4 separate regions of the Homo sapiens genome follow, and regions 1, 3 and 4 are each linked to region 2. A link is a loop called in an ENCODE intact Hi-C map of the cell type or tissue named here. Cell type or tissue: IMR-90. All regions are shown on one strand. Each heading gives the region's core, and the rest is flanking DNA. Links, peaks and the distances in the headings are about the cores only.

Evidence for each region. Peaks named below come from ENCODE experiments on the same cell type or tissue, not always from the same donor. Only the 100,000 strongest peaks of a DNase experiment are listed, where the experiment ranks them.
Region 1: a loop joins it to region 2, with 12 times the contacts of the local background. A loop is called at or near these places in 39 of 110 quality-filtered maps.
Region 3: it touches region 2 in a loop (7-fold over the local background); 18 of 110 quality-filtered maps call a loop at or near these places.
Region 4: it touches region 2 in a loop (6-fold over the local background); 2 of 110 quality-filtered maps call a loop at or near these places.

What each region holds. Positions count from the first base shown.
Region 1 is chr7:8,215,077-8,220,076 of GRCh38, forward strand. ICA1 (islet cell autoantigen 1) reads right to left here. Exons shown (of 14, transcript NM_001136020.3): 6 at 3,229-3,427. It overlaps LOC124901587 (a long non-coding RNA gene), which reads left to right. Exons shown (of 3, transcript XR_007060207.1): 3 at 450-575. Among named protein-coding and RNA genes, the nearest start is that of ICA1, 45 kb to the right of the region's middle. RefSeq lists an enhancer at 1-1,062. In IMR-90, for the core only: a CTCF peak has its summit at 2,595 (motif pointing left); a DNase peak (open chromatin) is centred at 2,565.
Region 2 is chr7:7,757,848-7,763,895 of GRCh38, forward strand. The region is part of intron 2 of UMAD1 (UBAP1-MVB12-associated (UMA) domain containing 1); the gene reads left to right. Among named protein-coding and RNA genes, the nearest start is that of RPA3, 42 kb to the left of the region's middle. In IMR-90, for the core only: a CTCF peak has its summit at 3,627 (motif pointing left); DNase peaks (open chromatin) are centred at 3,624 and 4,824; H3K4me3 peaks cover 799 bases; H3K27ac peaks cover 399 bases.
Region 3 is chr7:8,187,883-8,192,882 of GRCh38, forward strand. The region is part of intron 6 of ICA1 (islet cell autoantigen 1); the gene reads right to left. Among named protein-coding and RNA genes, the nearest start is that of ICA1, 72 kb to the right of the region's middle. In IMR-90, for the core only: a CTCF peak has its summit at 2,665 (motif pointing left); no DNase peak of the experiment used is centred there.
Region 4 is chr7:7,660,054-7,666,101 of GRCh38, forward strand. All of the region lies in intron 4 of RPA3 (replication protein A3), which reads right to left. All of the region lies in intron 1 of UMAD1 (UBAP1-MVB12-associated (UMA) domain containing 1), which reads left to right. Among named protein-coding and RNA genes, the nearest start is that of UMAD1, 22 kb to the left of the region's middle. In IMR-90, for the core only: a CTCF peak has its summit at 2,696; no DNase peak of the experiment used is centred there.

The DNA.
Region 1 (5,000 bases), core at 1-5,000, 460 kb after region 2:
CCCTCGCAATCCCTTCTCCACCTTACAAAGAACACAAACCTGATCATGCCTCCTGCCTTCCCTACACCCTCCCACTACTCCGTCCCCTTAGAGCGGTGTCTTTTCTATTCCAGTCCTGTCTCCCTTTCTAACCCCATGGTCAGGGCACCCCCATCTCCACACTCACCTCACCTTCTGTGCTCTGGTTCTAAGCACGCTGCTCCTTTCCCCTAAAAGGCCTTTCGTAAATTGCTTTCTCAGCCAGGAATGCTGCTCTGTTGCTTCTACTCCTTCTACCCAGCTCTTTCCTACCCATCCTTCACATTTTGTTTAGTGCCACCTCCTCCAGGAAGCCCCTTCCAGGAGCTCCTGCAGCACCACGTGCCACCATAGACACTACTGTTCACCATGCGCCACCACAGACACTACTGTTCACCATGCTGTACTATGTTTACTTGCTCTATCCACAGATGACTGCACAAGACAAGATGGCAATGATCAATCTGCCTCCTTACTGCTGTATTCCCCTGGATGCTGCCTGAACAGGGCCCAGCTTCAATATCATTTGTTGAATGGACAAATAAATGAATGAGTGGATACTAAGGAATCCAAATAGGGAGATCACATCCATGAGGTATGAATTAGAATTTTGTCTCCACCAGAAAGTGTGAACTCAAAAAAGAGAATTTATAGCAAAATACTACTTTAGCTCAGGATTCATCCTTTAAGACGTGAAGGTGGCAGCCGGCCCCGAGGAGACTGAAACTCCCCCTCCCACAGTCACTCCTGAGGAGCCACTTGCAGCTGGATAGCTCTCCTAGATGACTCAGAAACACGTTTAGGTAACACATCCCTGGGAGAGAAATGGAGACTCTGTTTAAAATGGAATCCTACTGGGACAAAACACTAAAGCTTGCTCAAAGTTAAATGTCATGTTGTAAACTCCAAGTGAAGGGAAAACTCCACAATTTAAATTCATTCTAAAGAGGGCAGCAAGCCTCACATTAATAACGCAACTTCTTACCTGCAAAACCACATAAGTCAATTTCCAAAACATCATGAGGTCAGCTGCAAATGGCGGGAATGCCCTACAGGTTTGAGAAAACATGGGTGTGGCACTTCCAAATCAGTGCCTGGAATCTTGTCATCTGTTATGTATGTGCTCATTTGGGGTCAAGTGCTGGACTGGCCCTGGGGTGATGGCTGTGAAGATCCCCAACATGGTTTCTGTCCTTGTGGAGAGTCTGGTCTAATCAAATATACACTTGAAGACAGGCTTATTTAAAAAAAGATTCTAAGTACACCATGTTTAGCTGTTAAATTGAATCCAGCACACATGGGATTGGGGAGTAAGGCTTCAGCAACTTCTGCATGGCAAAGGATTTTTTTTTAAAAAAACATGTTTTCCAAAATCAACAGACTGATGACACCAAGGAATGGGTAATGTTTCAACACTCAAACCAAATGACGAACGGGCTTGGTTTTTATTTCGTCCTTACAGTTAGTAACCACCCCCACAAAACAAAACCAAAAAAAAAATTCCACATAAAATTCTTCTGCCTTCCAGAATAATCATATATTTATCTTTATTACCTGGCACATAGGAGGTGTTCAATAAATATTAATTGAGTGAATAAATCACAAGAGAGGAATTAGTATGAAAGGCCTTTTTCAATTTTAGGTATTCTCTCTTAGAGAAGAAAATTATGTGTATTTTGAATGATTCTGACTCTCATTTACCTCTCTGATCTTGGGCTAATTTCCTAACATGGGTATCATTTTCCTCGCTTATAAAATAAAATCGGTGTCTTGGTTATTGTGAGGAGTAAAGGAGGCAACAGATACAAATGATAAGCACTCTGCCCTGCAGGCAATTTTTTTCACCCTCTTCATTCTCCTCAACCCTCAAATAAAGTGCTAAAGACAAACCAAATTATTGGCCTGATTAGAAAGTTAGAAAACTTCAAAAGTAGCCTGGGCTCACCAGCATCTAGCTAGCAATCCTTTAAAAATGTTATTTACAATTTTGGGGCTTTGATTTTTCTCTTCTATAAGATGAGCGAGTTTCACCAGAGGATCATGAGCAGCCTTTTTAGTCCTGATTTTCTATGATTCAGAAGCCTACCTTTTGAAGAAGTCAGATGTTGCTGACACATGAAGAACATCTGCGATCAGAAATAAAATGGACCCTGCTTTCTCTTCAGAGGGAAGGGTTCTAAATCACAAACCAAGATAAAACTTGACTTTAAAGAAATCAATCTATATCTAGGTCAAGAATTGGTGACCGTATTCTTAAGGACCAGAAGGTCCCTCCTTCCCTCCACCTCTACACAGCTAACCTCCAACGCAAGTGATGGTTCTATTTGTAGCTCTGCAATAATGTACATAATAAGAAATCTAGGGATTTTAAGCAATATCACAATTACAAATGGATCATTTGAAGTGAGTAAGACAGTTGACACAATATTATGTCAAGCCTAACATTTGGCTGATTCTTTTTTCTTTCACACTCTGAAATATATCCAGGCGACCAAACAAAGAACTACCAAGATTGTACACAACAAAAATCTCGCTGCATTTTCATAAATATTCAGTGTAAGACTGCCACCTAGTGGTGTGATGTATTCTTGTATGACAAAATCAAACTGCTAAATTGACACAATTAAAAAACCAACAAGATTGTTCTTTACTGCTCACCAAATCTTTCAGTGCATATCCAAATCTTTAAGAGCATAGCCATCTCTTCAGCCACATATTTTCCTCAGAAAAATTTCTGAGGAATGCTGCATGAGTTAACCCTGCAACTAAACCCCACTGCTTCTGAACATATCGCAAAACAAAGGAGCATTATTATTCTATTAATTTTAATATGCATTAGCGATTTTAAAAGATTTCCCCAGTAGTCTGTTCTAACCTCCCAGATTCATTTGATCTAATCTTGATTTTTAGTTATGCATGAAAAGGCATTTAAATGTGACAATCTTACAAAAAGTGCACATTATAAGAAAATCTGACTTCAATTAAAAGCAGTTATGAAATCCCAGCAATTTCCAGCTGTCTCTTCTATCTTATCCTTTAGAGAATTATGTATCACATTAATTGGTATTCTGTCACATAAAAAGACACCAGCGATGATTAATTGCATCCTTGGTGCTTTTGAGTTATGTCTTCTTCACCAGAGGGATTCAAATCACACCTCATTACCTTCCAGCAGGTACCCCTTCTGCTAACCCTCATAAAACCTCCTACCTTCCTGAACTTCTCCATTTGCTTGTAGAGGTCTGGATCAAGCTCCTGAGACACGTCCTTCATCCATAATAGTGCTCCTCTATATTCCGTCCTGCACTGTTCCATGCGGTTCACCGTCAGCCAAGTATCTGAGATGGCCCGATGCCGAAAAGTCTCCACTTCTTGGTGAAATCGACACAAAGGATTTCGTAAGGCCAACCTAGACAAGAGGACAAAGCCACACTCTCAAAACTAAGCCAGTGAGCAATTTAAATCCTTGACATTCTGCCAATCTTAGACTCGTGAGTCTAGAACAGTACCTGGAATGTAGAAGATGCTCCATCAATATTTGCTGAATAATAATCGAAATGCATGTAGTTCCAACTGATTAGTCAGCCAGAGAAGATTATCCATGTACCCATCCCTTAGTTTACTGCTACTAACTGGACCACTGGCAAGCACCTCCATCCGCGTTGTTGGGGGTGGTCTTGAGCCTGGGCTGAGTGCTCATTTGAAGCTGGGGCCAATCCCGTGTTCATGGAGGATGGCCAAGGCATGACCACTGCCCATTTCTACATTTGGCCCTTTGAGGAGGAATGGAGCGTATGTGATTAGCATCTCTCCGACTAGGCCATTTTAGATCACTCTCCAAAGGCCAAGGCATCTGCTGCTCACTCCAATAGTCACAGAGGAATGAAATATGAGCAGAAGCATTTTGAAATGGTATAGGAAGGGGGACCAGCACATTTACTGAGAGGCTGTCGTGTGTTAGCACTTTCAGATAGGTTACATGATTTAATCCTTGTTAAAAAAACCTTGAGGATACTATACCAGAAATGAAAGTGATGAAGTAGGTGTAAAATTATTATAATGTTGGCTATAACATATGCCCTTTACCCAGCCAAAAAACATTTAAGGCATATTAAACTTTGGATAAAATACTTATCTTGGGGAAAAACACTGCTTCTTCCATCTCCCTACCCAAAAATGAGCAATGTCAGATGAATTATACTCTTAAAATATACTCTTCTTCATGAAGTTTCAGGGCACAGGTGCCAAAAAATGAATATTTAAATTTCAATTTAAATGCAAACTTATTTAGCTAAAGGGAACAATGGTGTCAGTGAACTGAAGTCAGCTTTTGGAAATTCCATCAACGTCTGCAATGCCTTACGTGCGTGTAGCACGGTAAGATTACAAATGGTGCAATGAACTATTTAAGAAAAAATTTCCTTTTACTATTTCCCCTAGTTTTCTTCTTCTCTGTAAAGTATTGTTTTTAAATATTGAGTACTTGTATAAGAATAACCTGCTCACACTGTCCTACCTAGATGTTGCAGATTATTTTCAAAGACATTGTTGTGCCATAAAGTAAGCTTGTTATCCCTGTTGGTTTAATTTAATACTCACCTTTCATCAAATAGAATATATGGCTGTTGCAATGACTACCAAATAAGTCTGTAAAACAAACACTGGTGTGAAGGTTTGTGTAACTGATGACTTCTACTTAAAGACATCAAGAGTCCTCAGCTATCTCCCTAACTATTCTATTCATTTCTAGATTCTTTGTTTCTCTTCCTTTGCCTAAGAATTTTTCTCACTGAAGTTAGTGATAATTATATGTTTAACACATGACAACTTACTCTATGAAATATTTTTTTAGGAATCAATTATTCTTGCAAGGTTGGAAAAGGTCCTATATGCACAGAAAGTATCTATTAAGAGGTTAAAAGTAGATCATTTTATTAGTAAAAATTTTAGTTGCTTTTTAATTTTCACTTTTTGGTTTGTCT
Region 2 (6,048 bases), core at 626-5,625:
CTGTTGGTTCCACTCCCGCCACCATTCCAGAGGCCGCAGCAGGGTTCTGTGTTGTGTTGTGTTTGATCCTATCTTCTTATGGTTTGTCTAGAGTGGAAGTTTTGGGGTAGGGGTCACTCATAAAACAGAAATGCAAAAGTAGAGGGAGGAATCTGGGATGTGGTTTATTTAAGATTTTTAAAATGTGCTTGCTTGTTTGGGTTTTTTTAAAATTATTTTTACATTATTATTATTATTTTTAATTAGAGACAGGGTTCTCCCTATGTTGACCAGGCTGGTCTTGAACTCCTGGGCTCAAGCAGTCGTTCTGCCAAGCCTCCCAGTGTGCTATGGTTACGGGCATGAGCCACCGCGTTTGGCCTTGGCTGGATTTTTGGTTTGTTTTTCTTACCTTATTTTGAGAACTAGAGTCGTCTTTGCTTTCCCTTTTTCTCACGTAGCCTATCCCAGTGGTCTTGAATCATTCCCTATGTAGACTGCCTAATCTTTATTTCCCTCTGTTTATGCTGAATTTTTATAGCGAAGATCTTAAGAAAGTGTAAAAGCTGTTTTTACCCATCTTTTTATCTTTAAATTTTTTTATATAATAATTAAGCTTTATAAAAGTTATAAAGTATAATACAACCAACATCCACATACCTACCATCCAGCTTTAGAAAGAAAACATAGTGGGTGGATACTGTGGAAGCTGCCTCTGCACCTTCAGCCTCCATTGAAGAAGCCATTCATTCCCATGCCATTTTCTTATACTTTTACCATATATGGTGTGTAGTTCCAACCTATTTAAAGTACCGTTTTACTTATTTAAACATTTTATATAAGTCTTGTCATTTTCTTTGTATTCTGCAATTTACCTTCTTATTCAATGTTGCATTTTTCAGATTTATACATGTTGATGTTTGTAGCTCTAGTTCATTAATTTTGACTCCTGCGTAATGTTTCTTTGTATGAAGGTACCACAGTTTATCCTTTCTCCGAGTGGTGGGCATTTGTGGACACTCTCTCTCTCCCCACCCTGTTAGAGACAATACTGCCACACAAGTTTTTGTACATATCTTGCTTCACGGATCTTTGTAGCTTTGGTTTTGTTGTGTTTGTTTTTATACAGAAAATGAGTTCTTTGGGGACTAGTCAAATTCTGTGGGCCTCAGATTTTTCATCATAAGATTGAACTAGATCTTTTCTAGCTCAAAATTGCACTTCTTACATGGTTATTTAAACTGGATAGCTTGAATTACTGGCTTTTGTTGTTTGTGTTACCTCACAGGCCCATTAGTATATCTCTTCAGTAGATTATGCCGGATATGGATTTTACTCTGACATGAGAAACTTCCATTTGCAACATTTTTGAGGACAAAAGTGTATGTAGTGTTAGAAACTATCATTAAGCAGGACACAGGACACTAAACCTTCCTTCTCCCCAAGTTTGTTTATCTTTCCTGGACTCTACAGGAATTACAACTGCTATTAATTTAGAATAAACATATAAATAATATATTTTAAAGTATGTTGTCTACATGTGCTGGGTCACCTTCATCCGGCATCAGCCTGGACAGAGGACTCAGGCCCTCTACTTGATTCCATAAGAGTCCGGTTACATCGAGCATTTTGCGCCCTCTTTAAACTTGACTGAGAATTTACAAGGCCACGGGGCTTACAGCATTCTATTTTTCTTTTTGCCTTTCTCTCTTTTTTGCTTCGTACATAAATGAAAATCTAATGTAAAATTGTAAATGGGAAAAGTACTATCATGAAGAAAAAAGTACCAGGGAACCTGAAACGAGATTAAAACTGACTGAAAGGATCTAGGAAGGAGTCTTGGAGGAAGGGAAATTTAAGCTGGTCCTTTAGGGATGAAGACCTTAAAGGTGTATGACAATTAGACATGCTTGTAGGGAAGAAGGAGGAATGGAGATGCTTTCCAGGCAGAGGAAAGATATACGAGGGGAAAAAGTATAAGACCATGACATATTCAGGGAACAGTAAGAGAAGTGGCTCAGACTTTCTGGGAGACAGTCTGCCATATTATCCCCCTTCTTCCCTAACTTAGGCAGTGTTAAAACATGGCTGCATATTCTTTGACACTCTCCCATTGAAAAGTTGTGTCGACGCCCCCTCCTCTTGAATCTAGACGAGCTGATGACTGCCTCAGTCAATAGAATATGGCCAAAGAGACCCTGGCTTACAAGGGTCAGTTGCAAAAGGCCATGTGACTTCTGCTTTGTTTTCTGGAACACTTGCTCTTGGAGCCCGGAGCCACCATTTAAGAAGTCCAACCAGCTTGAGGCCATCATGCTGTAGAGGCATGTGTATAGATGATCTGGTTGACGTTCCCAGCTGAACCCAACTTTCTAGCCATTCTACCAAATGTGAGTGAAGTTGTCCTTCAACTGTTTTCTGACTACCAGTACCCTAGAGCAACCTCTAACATCACTACACAGAACAGAAGAAATGCTCAAGCTCTGCCCGAATTTTTGACTCACAGAGCTGTGAGATATAATACAAATAACCATCCTGGCTAACACGGTGAAACCCTGTCTCTACTAAAAATACAAAAAAATACAAAATAATAATAATAATAATAATAATAATAATAATAATAATAATTGTCTTGAGTTATAAGTAGTTTATTATACACCAATAGATAACTGGAATACCAACCAAAGCCAAAGTGAGGGGATTTTTCTTTAGATGCTTGCTGAAGACAATATTAAGTCATCCAAAAACCTCTCCCCAGAATATACTACTGAATGTAATTTAGCACTTATGGCAGGAAGACTGAGTTTGGATAGCATTCAAGGCAGAGGAAATGACATGAACAAAGATAGCAAGGCAGGGAAGGACAGGACATATGTAAGGTAGAGAGTAATTAGGTTCAGCTAGGAGTAGGGCACCTCCTGGGCACAGTGAAAGAATAGACTAAAAGAGAAGGTTAAGGACATGCTATGAAGGGCCTTGAATGTGAGATTGAAGAAAATAACAGTACCACTGAAGATTTTTTGAAAAGTTTTACTAGCAAAACAGCACTTTTGGGAATTTTTTCAAATGCTTGTGGGATGGACTGAAGTATGGAGAAATTAGGGGATCATTTTGGAAGCTATTGCAAGATACTATGTGAATCAGATCTGTGGTAGCTGCAGCCAGAATGAAGGCTGGAAAATAGATAGGAAATACTGTGGGCAGGACCACCACTGACCTGCTTAGTGCATTTTGTGAATTATGAAAAGGTCACCCCAGCTGGGCACGGTGGCTGACGCCTGTAATCCTAGTACTTTGGGAGGCCAAGGTGGGCAGATTGCTTGAGCCCAGGAATTCAAGTTCAGCTCAGACAACACGGTAAAACCCTGTCTCTACAAAATATACAAAAAATTAGCCAATATGGTGGTATGTGCCTGTGGTCCCAGCTACTCGGGAGGCTGATTTAGGAGACTCACCAGAGTCCAGGAGGTCAAGGATACAGTGAGCTGTGATCGTGTCACTGTACTCCATCCTGGGTGATAAAAGTGAGACCTAACTAAAAAAAAAAAAGTACCACTTCTTTAAGACATTTTACTTCCATCTGTTAGAAAATTGTTGTAATATGTTTATTAGAATAAGACACTTGACTGCCATCTGCTGGAAAATTATTAAAGATATGTCTTTGGTTTCAATGCTCCTCTCCTTTTCACATCCTTGTGCAGTACACAAATTTTGTGGGTGCGAGTAATAGGACTTGGTAACGGATCACATTTCTTATTAAAAGGAAAAGGAAGAAATCTCAAGTTTGGATGGTAGGGAGGTTAGTAGTGACATTAATAGAACTAGAACTTATTATTGGGGAATAGATTTATAAGGCAGAATCATTCTTTACATGGAAAGACACTCATCTTATTATTTATTGATCCCAATTGTTTGCATTTACTTAGTAAGAATTTTGATACCTTTTCTTCTAGAATCTCAGCTCTCCCCCCTTGTGACATCTGAGAATGTTGACCAGTTCCTCTTTTGTATTCCATACACCCCTCTCTTCTGTATCTTTTCTTTCTATTCTGAACGTTGCTTCTTATCCGTCTCCTTTGCAGGCCCTTTTCCCTCAGTTTCCATTCTTGTGCTTTTTTATACAGTGGGCGCTCAATAAATGTTTGTTTAATTGAATTGCATTGCTTTTGAAAGATCAGTTGCAGGTTTTTCAGGAGACTGATTCATAGGCAGTTAGGGACTAAGGGCGTGCCAGAATTCAGAAAGTAGAAACCTATCCTAAATACAGTTCCTTGTTTCGGGATGTATTTTTTACACAGTAGGTCACTCTTCCTTGGGGAATATCTGTACTGTTGATCCGTTCATCATTGTTCAGCAGTGGCAACACCAGGAGAACAAATTATTTACATTGGCTGTGTCATATGGGTGTGTCTAATTCGGAGAACTTTCAAACAAAATAATGAAGCTTCCCCAGCTTCTAACTTGGGAAGTATGAAAAGTTACTTAAAAAAAAATCTTGACTCTTGTTTAAGTACATCAGTGACTGATTAAGTCACAACACATTTTAATATTTTCATTCGAGGTTTCTTGCTAACATTCTTACCACCACTACCACTAACCCCACCCCATGTGTGTAAGTTACTTTTCCTTTCATTTTTCGTGGGTCTTGTGTGTTAAGGCAAAGTCAAGAACTTTGCTCTTCTGATAACTTAACATTGATTGTGTGACTGCTTTGTGCAAATTGCTATGGGATGCCTCATGGAAATTACAAAGGTTTCGTTTGCTTCTGCCCTTCAAGAGAGACTTGCTTAGTGGGAGAAGTAGATGCATATGCAACTGCTCCAGGGCAGGCGATGACAAGGATCATAATATAGTGCAGACAGAGACAGGATTCCCTGTCTTAGAGTGATATAAACATCACTCGAAGACTGAGTCACATATATGGACTTGCCATATTTCTTTCCTAAATTGCACACTTAACTCTTCACTTTCCTGGGCTGGATTAGAATTTGTTTTCGTCGAAGGCTTCATGAGTTGAAAGCACATTACATATATGTAAGATTTAATGGATTTAATTTAAAATGCATTGAATAACATTAATTTTAGCAGGTTTGATTGTTTTAAATGCTTTTAAGCCGGCACTCTTAAACGAAAATAGAGAATATCAGAGTGATATTAAATAAACAATGATATAAAACAGGAGTTTTATGTTTATGGAAACCTAGTATTTAGGAAATAAATATCCTGAAATTCTCTAGCCAAATTATATTTTTAAATGTTTTGAGCATAGGATACAAGTTATAAACAGCCTAGTAGGGAAAAATGTATATTACTGTCATAAACATAGGTAGTATTTAAAATATTAAATATGGATAATTGATATTTAATTGAAGTGCTTTTTATTTAATTAAAGCCAATGACATTTTAAAATTATTTCTTTATTAATTTTTCTTCAATTAAATTTTAGCCTGTATTTTAGATACAAGGGGTGCATGCGCAAGTTTGTTATATGGGACTATTGCATAATGCTAAGGTTTGGGGTATGGATCCCATCACCTGGGTAGTGACCCTAGTACTCAATAAGTGGTTCTTCAGCCCACATTCTCCTCCCTCCTCCACCCCCAGTAGACCACAGTGTCTGTCATTCCTGTGTTTATGTCCATGTGTGCTCAATGTTTAGCTCTCATTTATAAATGAGAACATGCAAAGCCAATGACATTTTTCCAGTCATTGGAGTAACAAAGACGTTTGAATTTTAAAAATTTAAATATATTTAAGATTGAAATTTAGGCCGGGCGTGGTGGCTTACGCCTGTAATCCCAGCACTTTGGGAGGCTGAGGCTGGCAGATCACCTGAGGTCAGGAGTTTGAGACCAGCCTGACCAACATGGAGAAACCCCATCTCTACTAAAACTGCAAAATTAGTTACAAAAATAGTAGAGTGATTTATGTAATAAGTAAACAGTTCAGGTTTACTTGACTTAATAGCATAATGATTTACAGCTTTTACTTAAATTCATTCTGAGATGAAATAATACAGCCTCTAGGAAGATACATTATCTGGTTTTCCTTTGCATTTTCATTAAAAAT
Region 3 (5,000 bases), core at 1-5,000, 430 kb after region 2:
CACCATCATAAAATGTCATTATATGGTACTTGACTGTGTCTCCATTTTTCAGATGAAGACACTGAAATATTCAGAAGTTAAGAAACCTGCCTGAGATTATACTGCTACGAAGTGGGGAAGCCACAGTTTGAACCCAGGAGATGCTCACTGCAGAGACTGAGTTCCTCACCAAGGCACCAGGCTGTTTCTTACGCTAAAGGCATCCTAAGGGAACATAATGGAATGGGGATTGGAAAAACTCTTAGATAATGTTTTCTTGGGGTGTTTTGTTATTTATATGAAAAGAAAAGATTTTCCAGTTATAATTATCAAACTGCTTTCATAGAACCAAAATAAATAAGATACTTTGAGAGTACAGGAAAGTTATATAAGTTCACATTGCATAATGACACACTTATTTGGTTTCTAAGTTTCATCATTTCTACGCTGAAAATCTCTCATCTTTTCCCTCCTCTCCATTCTTGTAGCATCCTACACAGAGCTACCAAAATTAACTCTCCTCAAAACTGCTCTTCCATGGTCGCTTCCTTGCCCAGGAACCTTCATACCGACATAATTTCATAATGTCCGATATCAAGGCACAGAGTCAAGATTCCAACCTGAACCACTCTGTTATGCCACCTTCCAAATGACAGGTGACTTCTTTGAATCACTTCGATTGTTACTATTTTAAAAGTGAGTGTGGAGTAAGGGTGGAAGCCTAGAAGGGATTTTTGGTAGAATTATAATTAGGGCATTATAAATATAGGACAGCAAGAGGTAGCTGGGACTTCAGAAATATTTTGGGAGGTAAGGAATATTTTAAACTTGGGAGTACCAGAGTTGCTGCCAATCCTGCCTCTCTTCAGGGCAGGGAAGGCCCCAAGGAGAGCAAGAGAGAACCTTTTTTGGCCATGGCTCCCTAGGGCAGAGAAGAAGCAAGCATTCAGGGCAGTACTTACAGGAATCAAGACTATGGTTTGGTGGGAGCATCCCTGTATTCTATCTTTCAGTGACGCAAAGAGGAGGGCAAGACTTTCCTTGATGAGGCCAGGGGACCATGCCAAACTGTTAGGATGGTAGATGCAGAAGCTATGCTTCCCAGTGAACCAGATTTGATACCCTGGGAGAGGAGTCAATTAAAATAGAAATCAGGGGAGTGAGCCCGCGAGCCAACCCCTCTGCAAAGACTTCATCTGATTCAGACCCTCCTGAGCTTTTACAGAACCCAGTGCCCATTGCAATCATAGCACTTATGAACATTCACTTAAAGATCTGTCTCCCCAAGTAAACACTGCACCCTGTGAGTGCTGGGATCTGTATTATTTGACTGTATTCCCACCAAGCCCAGAGCCTGCACAAAGCATGTGCCCTGAGTAAAATGCCTCTGAATGAATAAAATGAGGGTAGAGCTTTGATCAATTGGGGTCATTATACTAGAAGGAGGCTTATAACTCATTTAGTACAATCCTATTGTCTTACAGATGATGTGATACACAGAGGTTAAAGGGCTTACTAAGGTCCTATGTTGGGTTTAGTGCTAGAGCTGGACCCAGAACCCAGAACACACAGGCGGATTCTTTCGCCTCCTCGCTCTGCTAGGGGCATGAAGACAGAAGACAGCCCCCACAGTCATTCTAACATTTGTTGGCTGGCTATTGGGAATGCAGAATACATTTTCCCATGGAGGCAGGTTTTTTCTTCTTCTTTTTTTTAAATGGTGGTTCGGTTCCCAGGCCAGGCCACAAAAGCCTATTTACCCCATAGCTGAGCTCAACTATAAAACCAGCGGTAGCTCTGAGGCCTCACTGAACCCCCAGCTCCGAGCCTGCAGTCCGAGGGGCAGGTGGGCAGCTGGCTCTGCAAGGGGGGTAGGCAGCGCTCCCTTGAGCAGACCAGGAGTGTGGGGAGGGGGCTGGGCAGGGGGGCTGGGCAGGGGGCCCAGGCAGCAGCTGCAGGAGCCTACAGCAGCCTCTGAATGCCTTGGTGGTTCTTAAGTGGATTGTTTGTAAGTTGGGAACTGTCTGTACTTAGAAAGGCGGATTTCAAGAGGTAGGGGATCCTATTTCACTTGAAGGCCCACAGTAATGAGGGTTCTTTATTCGTAATGAAGTAAGCCACTAATTGGAGGGACGGGCTCAGGAGGCCTGGTGGAATTTTGTACTCCTGGACCAGAACTGAGTAATATTATGCAGTAGCCTGGCAACCCTTTACTTTTGCACAAAATTCATATAAAAATCTACCATGAAGTGCCTGTCTGACATTCACTGTGTTTATTATTAATAATGATAATAACAGGGTAGCTTATACACAGCCTTAAGGCTAAGAAAGTAAATTGAATTCTCAGTTTCTTCCAGTTTTTTTTTTTTCCGCAGTCAGATTAGGAACATTTGGAAAGTCCTTACTCTCCGAGTGGGCTGAAACCTTTCATATTTACCCAGAGGAGACATGGCTGTAGTTTCTAAGGACTCATCCAAGAGATGATCTCTTTCCTTCCTCTGCCTCCTCAGAGAGGCAGAAACATTCCATAAACTCACAAATGTTGTAAAAGTAAATGTACAAAAAAATAATATTAATGGAACTGAAAACGTTACAGTAGAGAAATCAATTATAATAAGGTAATACAGTTAGCTCTTCTGGACTTAATGAAATGTGTTCAACTGCATTGGAATGTTCTGGTGCCCCCTGCAGGATTCTAACACCTCACAGAAATGGTTTAGTACCAATTCAGATGGCTTAGAAAACCCTACAGAGGCAATGTGTTTCTTTTCTCAGGTTCAAATCAACTTAACCTGGCTCAATCACATGCAGAGGGACAAAGCAGGAACTCAATCTAACATTTAAAAGGTTTTTAGCCACCATAAGTTTGTCATTAGAATGGAGGTTTTTGGATCAACAACAGAAACTATTTTTGGTTTGTGAAGTTTATAAATCTAACAGTGCAAAGTTCACGGTTACATGTGTGATCTCTCAATTTTTCTGGGCTGAGTGTTTAGGGAACAAGGAAGTTTGCTTCCATGAGCCTTGCTTTGACTTAGTGCAGAAAAATTAAACATTCTGGAAAGTTAAACATTTAGCTTCTAAATTTTTACTGCCCTGGAATTCCTCAGGAACATGACTCCAGTATGATAATGAACAAATGGTCATCAGAGTTGTTTATTCCATAGTTACAGGTCAGCAGATGTGAGGAACCATCGTCTGACTCCAATAAGCTTTTAAGATGATAGCTGTCCATCGTTCCTGCCCTCCACTTTATACGAGAGTAACTGAAATCACTATTTTGATGTATAATGTCCCTGCTATCATCTAGTCTTAGGTAATTTATCTGAAAGACATTGACCAGGTCTCACTGAATTTGCAAAGAATCATGCTGGCACATAATTCTAATTATATCACAATAGCTACAACATAAATACAGTATTGTAATATTGTACAGACAGTCCTGGATTTGCCATGGTTTGATTTATGATTGTTTGACTTAGAGTTTTTGACTTTGCCAAGATGCAAAAGCAACATGTATTCAGCAGAAACTGTACTTCAAGTACGCAAACAACCACTCTGTTTTTCATTGTCAGTACAGTGTTCAATAAATTACTGTGAAATATTAAGCACTGTAGTATAGTATAGGTTTTGTGTTAGATGATTTTGCCCCACTGTAGGCTAATGTAGGCATTCTGAAAACATTTAAGGTAGCCTGTGGTAAGCTATGCTGTTTGGTAGGTTTGGTGTATTAAATGCATTTCCGATTAGGATATTTTCAACTTGATGGGTTTACTGGGGCATAACTCCATTGTAAGTCAAGAAGCATCTGTATATATGTGTTATATAATACATATTGCCTATAGTAATATTACATATTATTATAATATTGTATAATATTATAACACAATATAAACCTCTACTAATGTCACTTTTTTCAGTGCCATTCCTTCTTTCATATACTGGATGTTTAATTTCTTAATTTGAACATTATAAAGAAACGTATTAAAATTCAAATCACAAAGACACTAAACATAATTCCAGACTTCTAGAAAAGTTGCAAGAATTCTTTGTATGCCTGGATACCCTTCACCCAGATTCCCAAAATGTTAATTCACCCAAACATTACTACATTTGTTTCATTTTCTAAATACAAACACACATAGATTTTTTCCTAAACTGTTTAAGAGTAAATTGCAGACAGAAAGTTCCTTTATTCTTAAATAATTCAATATATATTTCCTAAAAATAGGGAACTCTCTTACATAACCACAGTACAATTATTGAAATCAGGAAATTAATATTGAAATAATGTTATCTAATATTACAGACCTTATTGTGATTTTATCAATTGTCCCAATAATATCTTCTATAACAAAAGAAAATCTAAAATCATACACTGCATTCAGTTGTCATGTTTTTTCAGTCTCCTTTAATCTGGGAAGTTCCTGGGTCTGTCTTTTTTCAGGGCAGGTATTTTAGAGAGTGTTCCACATTTTGGGTTGTCTGATGTGTCCTCACACTTAAATTAAGGTTATACACCTCTAACAGTATAACAAAAGTCATTCCGGCTTTTCCTCAGTGCATGGTATCATGTGGCACATGCTGTTGGTTAGTCCCACCACTAGCGATGTTAACTTTAATCTTTTGGTTAAGATGGTGTTTGCCAGGTTTCTCCATTTGAGTTACTATTTCACCCATTGTAAATAATACAATATAATTTGAAACAATGTAAAGACAACGTAAAGATCCTATATCTCATTAAACTTCCATCCATTAGTTTTCATATTCATAGATGATTCTTGACTGAATCAATTATGTTTATGATGGCTTGCAAAATATGATTTTTGATTTTCAACATTCTACATTTATTGGTTGGCTTTCTACTTTATTTGTTCTCCTTTGTTTGTTTATATCAAAGTAGCTCATGGATTCTTACTTTATTCAATAGTATTACACTTACTAAAATTATTTATTTAAATTAGTAATTTATTTTAACGCTTAAATGATCCCATATTTGGCGAATGGGAGCCTCTTTGGGC
Region 4 (6,048 bases), core at 407-5,406, 98 kb before region 2:
AATGCTCTTTTTGTCTCTTTTGATCTTTGTTGGTTTAAAGTCTGTTTTATCAGAGACTACGATTGCAAACCCTGCTGTTTTTTGCTTTCCATTTGCTTGGTAAATATTCTTTCATCCCTTTATTTTGAGCCTATGTGTGTCTTTGCACATGAGATGGGTCTCCTGAATACAACATACTGATGGATCTTGACTCTTTATCCAATTTGCCAGTCTGTGTCTTTTAATTGGGGGCATTTAGCCCATTTACATTTCAGGTTAATAATGTTATGTGTGAATTTGATCCTGCCATTATTATGCCAGCTGGTTATTTTTCCAGTTAGTTGATGCAGTTTCTTCATAGTGTTGATGGTCTTTACAATTTGGTATGTTTTTGCAGTGGCTGGTACCTGTTGTTCCTTTCCATGTTTAGTGTTTCCTTCAGGAGTTCTTGTAAGGCAGGCCTCATGGTGACAAAATCTCTCAGCATTTGCTTGTTTGTAAAGGATTTTATTTCTCATTTGCTTATGAAGCTTAGTTTGGCTGGATATGAAATTCTGTGTTGAAACTTCTTTTCTTTAAGAATGTTGACTATTGGCCCCACTCTCTTCTGGCCTGTAGGGTTTCTGCAGAGAGATCCACTGTTAGTCTGATGGACTTCCCTTTGTGGGTAACCCAGCCTTTCTCTCTGGCTGCCCTTAACATTTTTTCCTTCATTTCAACCTTGGTGAATCTGGCAATTATGTGTCTTGAGGTTGCTCTTATCGAGGATTATCTTTGTGGTGTTCTCTGTATTTCCTGAATTTGAATGTTGGCCTGTCTTGCTAGGTTGGAGAAGTTCTCCTGGATAATATCCTGAAGAGTGTTTTCCAACTTGGTTCTATTCTCCCTGTCACTTTCGGGTACGCCAATCAAATGTAGATTTGGTCTTTTCACATAGTCCCATATTTCTTGGAGGCTTTGTTCATTCCTTTTGATTGTTTTTTTTTTGTTTTGTTTTCTAATCTTGTCTTCATGCTTTATTTCATTAAGTTGATCTTTAATCTCTGATATCCTTTCTTCCACTTGATTGATTCGGCTATTGATACTTGTGTATGCTTCAGGAAGTTCTTGTGCTGTGTTTTTCAGCTCCAGCAGGTCATTTATGTTCTTCTCTAAACTGGTAATTCTAGTTAGCAATTCATCTAACCTTTTTTTCCAAGGTTCTTAGCTTCCTTGCGTTGGGTTAGAACATGCTCCTTTAGCTCAGAGGAGTTTGTTATTACCCATCTCTGAAGCCTCCTTCTTTCAATTTGTCAAACTCACCATTTTTGTTCCCTTGCTGCTGAGGAGTTATGATCCTTTGGAGGAGAAGGGGCATTCTGGTTTTTGGAATTTTCCGCCTTTTTGCGCTGGTTTGTCCCTATCTTTGTGGATTCATCTACCTTTGGCCTTTGATGCTGGTGACCTTTCAGTGGGGTTTCTGAGTGGACATCATTTTGTTGATGTTGATGCTCCTCCTTTCTGTTTGTTAGTTTTCCTTCTGACAGGCCCGTGTGCTGCAGGTCTGCTGAAGTTTGCTGGAGGTCCAGTCGAGACCCTGTTTGCCTAGGGATCATCAGCAGAGGCTGCAGAACAGCAAAGATTGTTGCCCGTTCCTTCCTCTGGAAGCTTTGTCCCAGAGGGGCACCCACCAGATGCCAGCCAGAGCTCTCCTCTATGAGGTGTCTGTCGGCCCCTGCTGGGAGGTGTCTCCCAGTCAGGAGACATGGGTGTCAGGGACCCACTTGAGGAGGCAGTCTGACCCTTAGCAGAGTTTGAATGCTGTGCTGGGAGATGTACTGCTTTCTTCAGAGCTGGCAGGCAGGGACGTTTAATTCTGCTGAAGCTGCACCCACAGCTGCCCCTTCCCCCGAGGTGCTCTGTCCCTGGGAGATGGGAGTTTTGTTTATAAGCCCCTGACTGGGGCTGCTGCCTTTCTTTCAGAGATGCCCTACACAGAGAGGAGGAATCTAGAGAGGCAGTCTGGCTACAGCGGCTTTGCTGAGCTGTGGAGGGCTGTGCCCAGTTGGATCTTTCCCGGCATCTTTGTTTACACTGTGAGGGGAAAACGGCCCACTCAAGCCTCAGTAATGGCAGATGCCCTTCCCCCCACCAAGCTCGAGTGTCCCAGGTCAGCTTCAGGTTGCTGTGCTGGCAGCGATAATTTCAAGCCAGTGGATCTTAGCTTGCTGAGCTCCATGGGGTTGGGATCCACTGAGCTAGACCACTTGGCTCCCTGGCTTCAGCCCCCTTTCCAGGGCAGTGAATGGTTCTGTTTTGCTGGCGTTCTAGGGGCCAGTGGGGTATGAAAAAAGAAAACACTCCTGCAGCTAGCTCGATGTCTGCCTAAATGGCCGCCCAGTTTTGTGCTTAAAACCCAGGTCCGTGGTGGCATAGGCACCGGCGGGAATCTCCTGGTCTGTGGGTTGCGAAGACCGTGGGAAAAGCGTAGTATCCGGACCGGAGTGCACTGTTCCTCACCGCACAGTCCCTCAAGGCTTCCCTTGGCTAGGGGAGGGAGTTTCCCAACCCCTTATGCCTCCTGGGTGAGGCGACACCCCACCCTGTTTCTGTTCGCCCTCCTTGGGCTGCACCCACTGTCTAACCAGTCCCAATGAGATGAGCCGGGTACCTCAGTTGGAAATTCAGAAATCTCCCGCCTTCTGTGTTGATCTCACTGGGAACTGCAGATGGAGCTGTTGCTATTCGGCCATCTTGCCAGCAACCCCTCTTCATGTATTTTTAAAATGGTTAATGGTGAGTGTTAAAATGTTGTGGTGTTTAGATTTTGTTGAATAAATTTAAAAGAAAGATATAATGATTTTGTTTCAACATGTAAATATTTATAGTATGCTAGAAACTATGTCCTTTATAATTTTCAATGGAAAGTTTTAGATGTGAAATTAAAAAGTACATAATTTTCTCAAAAAAATTTAAAGAAGTGTGTGAGTGCTTTGAAAAAGCCTTTTTTGCCTGTAGCCCAAACTAGAAAATAGATTTCTTATTATAACCCAGCACAGGCACCCAAATGCGAAAGTTTATAAAGCATTAGTTACCATGTATAATGCTCTCAATCTTTTTGCCTTCTTTCCCTCTTCCCCTACTTTTTTTTTCTTCCTATTTCATTCCATTAAAAAAAAAAAGTCTGGTCTTGACCTGCTAAATTGTTTACTTCCACTCAAGGGTTGGAACTTGCAGTTTGAAGCAAACACCTAAATCTAAGATAGTTTTTTCTTTCTTTGTTTTTCTTTCATTTTTTAAAAGTCTGAGCATAAATAAGAGAGGTGGAAGTAAAATTTATGTTAATCAATTTAATTAATTAGTTTCCAAGCTGTTCTGTGGAGCTGAAAAGTGACATCAGTTTAAATGTCTTCTCTTGCTTATCCTCTCAGGCATCTGTACCTCTTCCCCATTACACCAATATCAAAAACTACAAAATAAAAAACCTAGGTGGGACGGAAAAACAGGGGGAGAGTCTTTATGTAATACTAATTAGTAGTCTAACTGATACTAAAGGATAAATTTTAAAAGAGGATTAAATCAGGTCTCTACTATGAATCTAAAATCTGTTAAATACTGAACTTGTTAATTAAGGAGAGAACTAGTGAGATACTGCAACTGGTTCAAAAGAGAACTCAAAGCCTCATCACACACTGATAGGCAAATAAGGAATGTAAAATTTATAAATGGATGCAAAATTGGTTAGTATCCCCGGGGCAATAACGAATGCATTTTACCAGAAGCATTTTTATGGATAGGAATTACATGCATGACTATCAGTTTTATACAACTGATCTCCTATTCCTACAGATTTATAAAATAGCCTAGTCAAAACAAGCAAAGGTGGGAATAACCTGAATGGGTGAGCTAGCCAGGAAATCTACTGAATTCTAAAGTATTAAACAATTTTTCCTTCTACTGATTAGATTTAGGCTATTAATTCCTAACCTAGGTCTAAAACACTTTGCCACCTGAAGGCCAAGTCCAGTTTTAGAGGATTTCTACCATCTGCACAGTATTTGTAAACATCGTGAATTTCTTGCTATTATTTAAAACCTAGATTTTTACATAATAGCTGGATTTCCAGTTTGTCTTGGAAAATCAGATTGAAATGGAATTTACTATTATTTTCTTCTCTTAAGATAAAGTCCCCTACTTTTCCTTTTCTTATTCATAATACCACTTTTCCATATCATTTCTGTACATCCCTTCTTTTCTCATTCAAACTTCACCCATCTTAATCCAGTCCCGTTTCAGTACAACTGTCTTAACTTCTTGGCTCCAGGCTCTTCTCAGTCTCTCTAGCATGCTATTTTACATTTAATCTCTCTTAAATACTTTGCTCAAGACTCCAGACTGCCCAGTAATGTCCAACAAATCCTGTTTTGCCACTCTGAATATGCTGACACTTTCCTGACGCTTACAACTCTTCAGTAATTTATTTCTTCCCTTCTTTTGCAGTCTTGATTTCTGTTGCTTATCTACATGGTTCCTTCCTCTAGTGAGGTTAATCTCTTTGCTTTCCTCTATACCCACTATGCTTTTTGTTCATGTTGATCCTTCCTACAGGAAAGGCCTTCCTTCTCTTCTTTGTTTATACACATCAGATGAAGTTAAACTCAAGGCTACCTAGTCTGCGCAGCCTACCAGAGTTCTAATTCACATTGATCTTTCTGGAATGTTTTATGCTTTCTAGCGTTGTTTTAGGTTGTGTATTCTTATCACTCAAGATTAAAGCTACCAAAAGCATGGCCTACCTTCCTCTGTACTGTATTGGTATCTCTGAGGAGAAATTAGTAAACTTGTTGTCTAAATTTTTATATTTGCATAATCATGCATTTCACTGTACAAAAGGAGGAAGGTTAAACATCGTTCAGGATTTTAATTTTTCAGCACTGTGAAATTTACATATTTATTGTATTTGGAATAAAATGTGTGTGGGTGATATATAGATATATATATATACACACACACACACATTCATACACATGTATTTACATTATTCTGTCTATAGACAGTAGCTGCATCAATCACACAGGAATTTTAGTCTATTTGATATATTTACATTAACTAGTAGTCTGTTGAAATTCAAAGGAGATAATCAAATTGAGAAAACCATGTTGCCTAATCCTTTTGTCATGGATAATATTACTTAAAAGGGAAGCCTTGGAGTAATAGGAAAAAAGAAATATATTCTAGTGCTCTCCTACCTCTATTCTGAACAATAGGATCTGCCCTGCTAAGCAATTAGGCAGGCCCTTTTATACGCAGTCTGTGTATACCATTAAAAGTCAATACAGTGTCCTTTTATTTTCTAGTTTTGTGTGATGCATGCAGAAAAGAAACATTTTGCTTTTTATATAAAGACTGTCCCTGTAACACAAAGTGGGTTAAGAGATTTGAGACAATTTTCCCAATAATTGTGAACTAAAACTTACATGTGACATCTAATTGTGTCAATAAATTTTTAAAGAACTTTATTGAGATTGGATCAGTAACACATTGAAAATATACAATTTGATGAGTTTTGATGTGTGCTTATACTGCTGAAACAGTCACTGCTGTCAAGATAATGAACATACCCATCACTTCCAAGAGTTTCCTGCTACTCCCTTGTCATCCCTCCTTCCTTTGTTCCCTCTGTGTTCCTCCCCTCCCCAGGCAACCTCTGATATACTTTCTTTCACTGTACACTAGTTTGTATTTTTGAGAAGCTTATATAAATGGAATCATATAGTATGAACTTTTATATTGTCTGGCTTCTTTCCATCAGCTTTTTTTTTTTTTGAGATCGTTGCATGTTGTAGCATGTATCACTATTTTGTTTCCCTTTTACTACCGAATGGGATGCATATGGCAGTTTTTAAAAATCCATTTACCTGTTATTGGACATTTGGGTTGTTTCCATTTTTTGGTTATTAAAAAAAAAGTTGTTACAACATTTGTATACAAGTGTGGACCTACGTTTTCATTTCCTAAGGGCTAAGTTATATGGTGGATATATGTTTATGTTTTTAAGAAACTGCCAAACTGTTGTCCACAGTGGCTGTA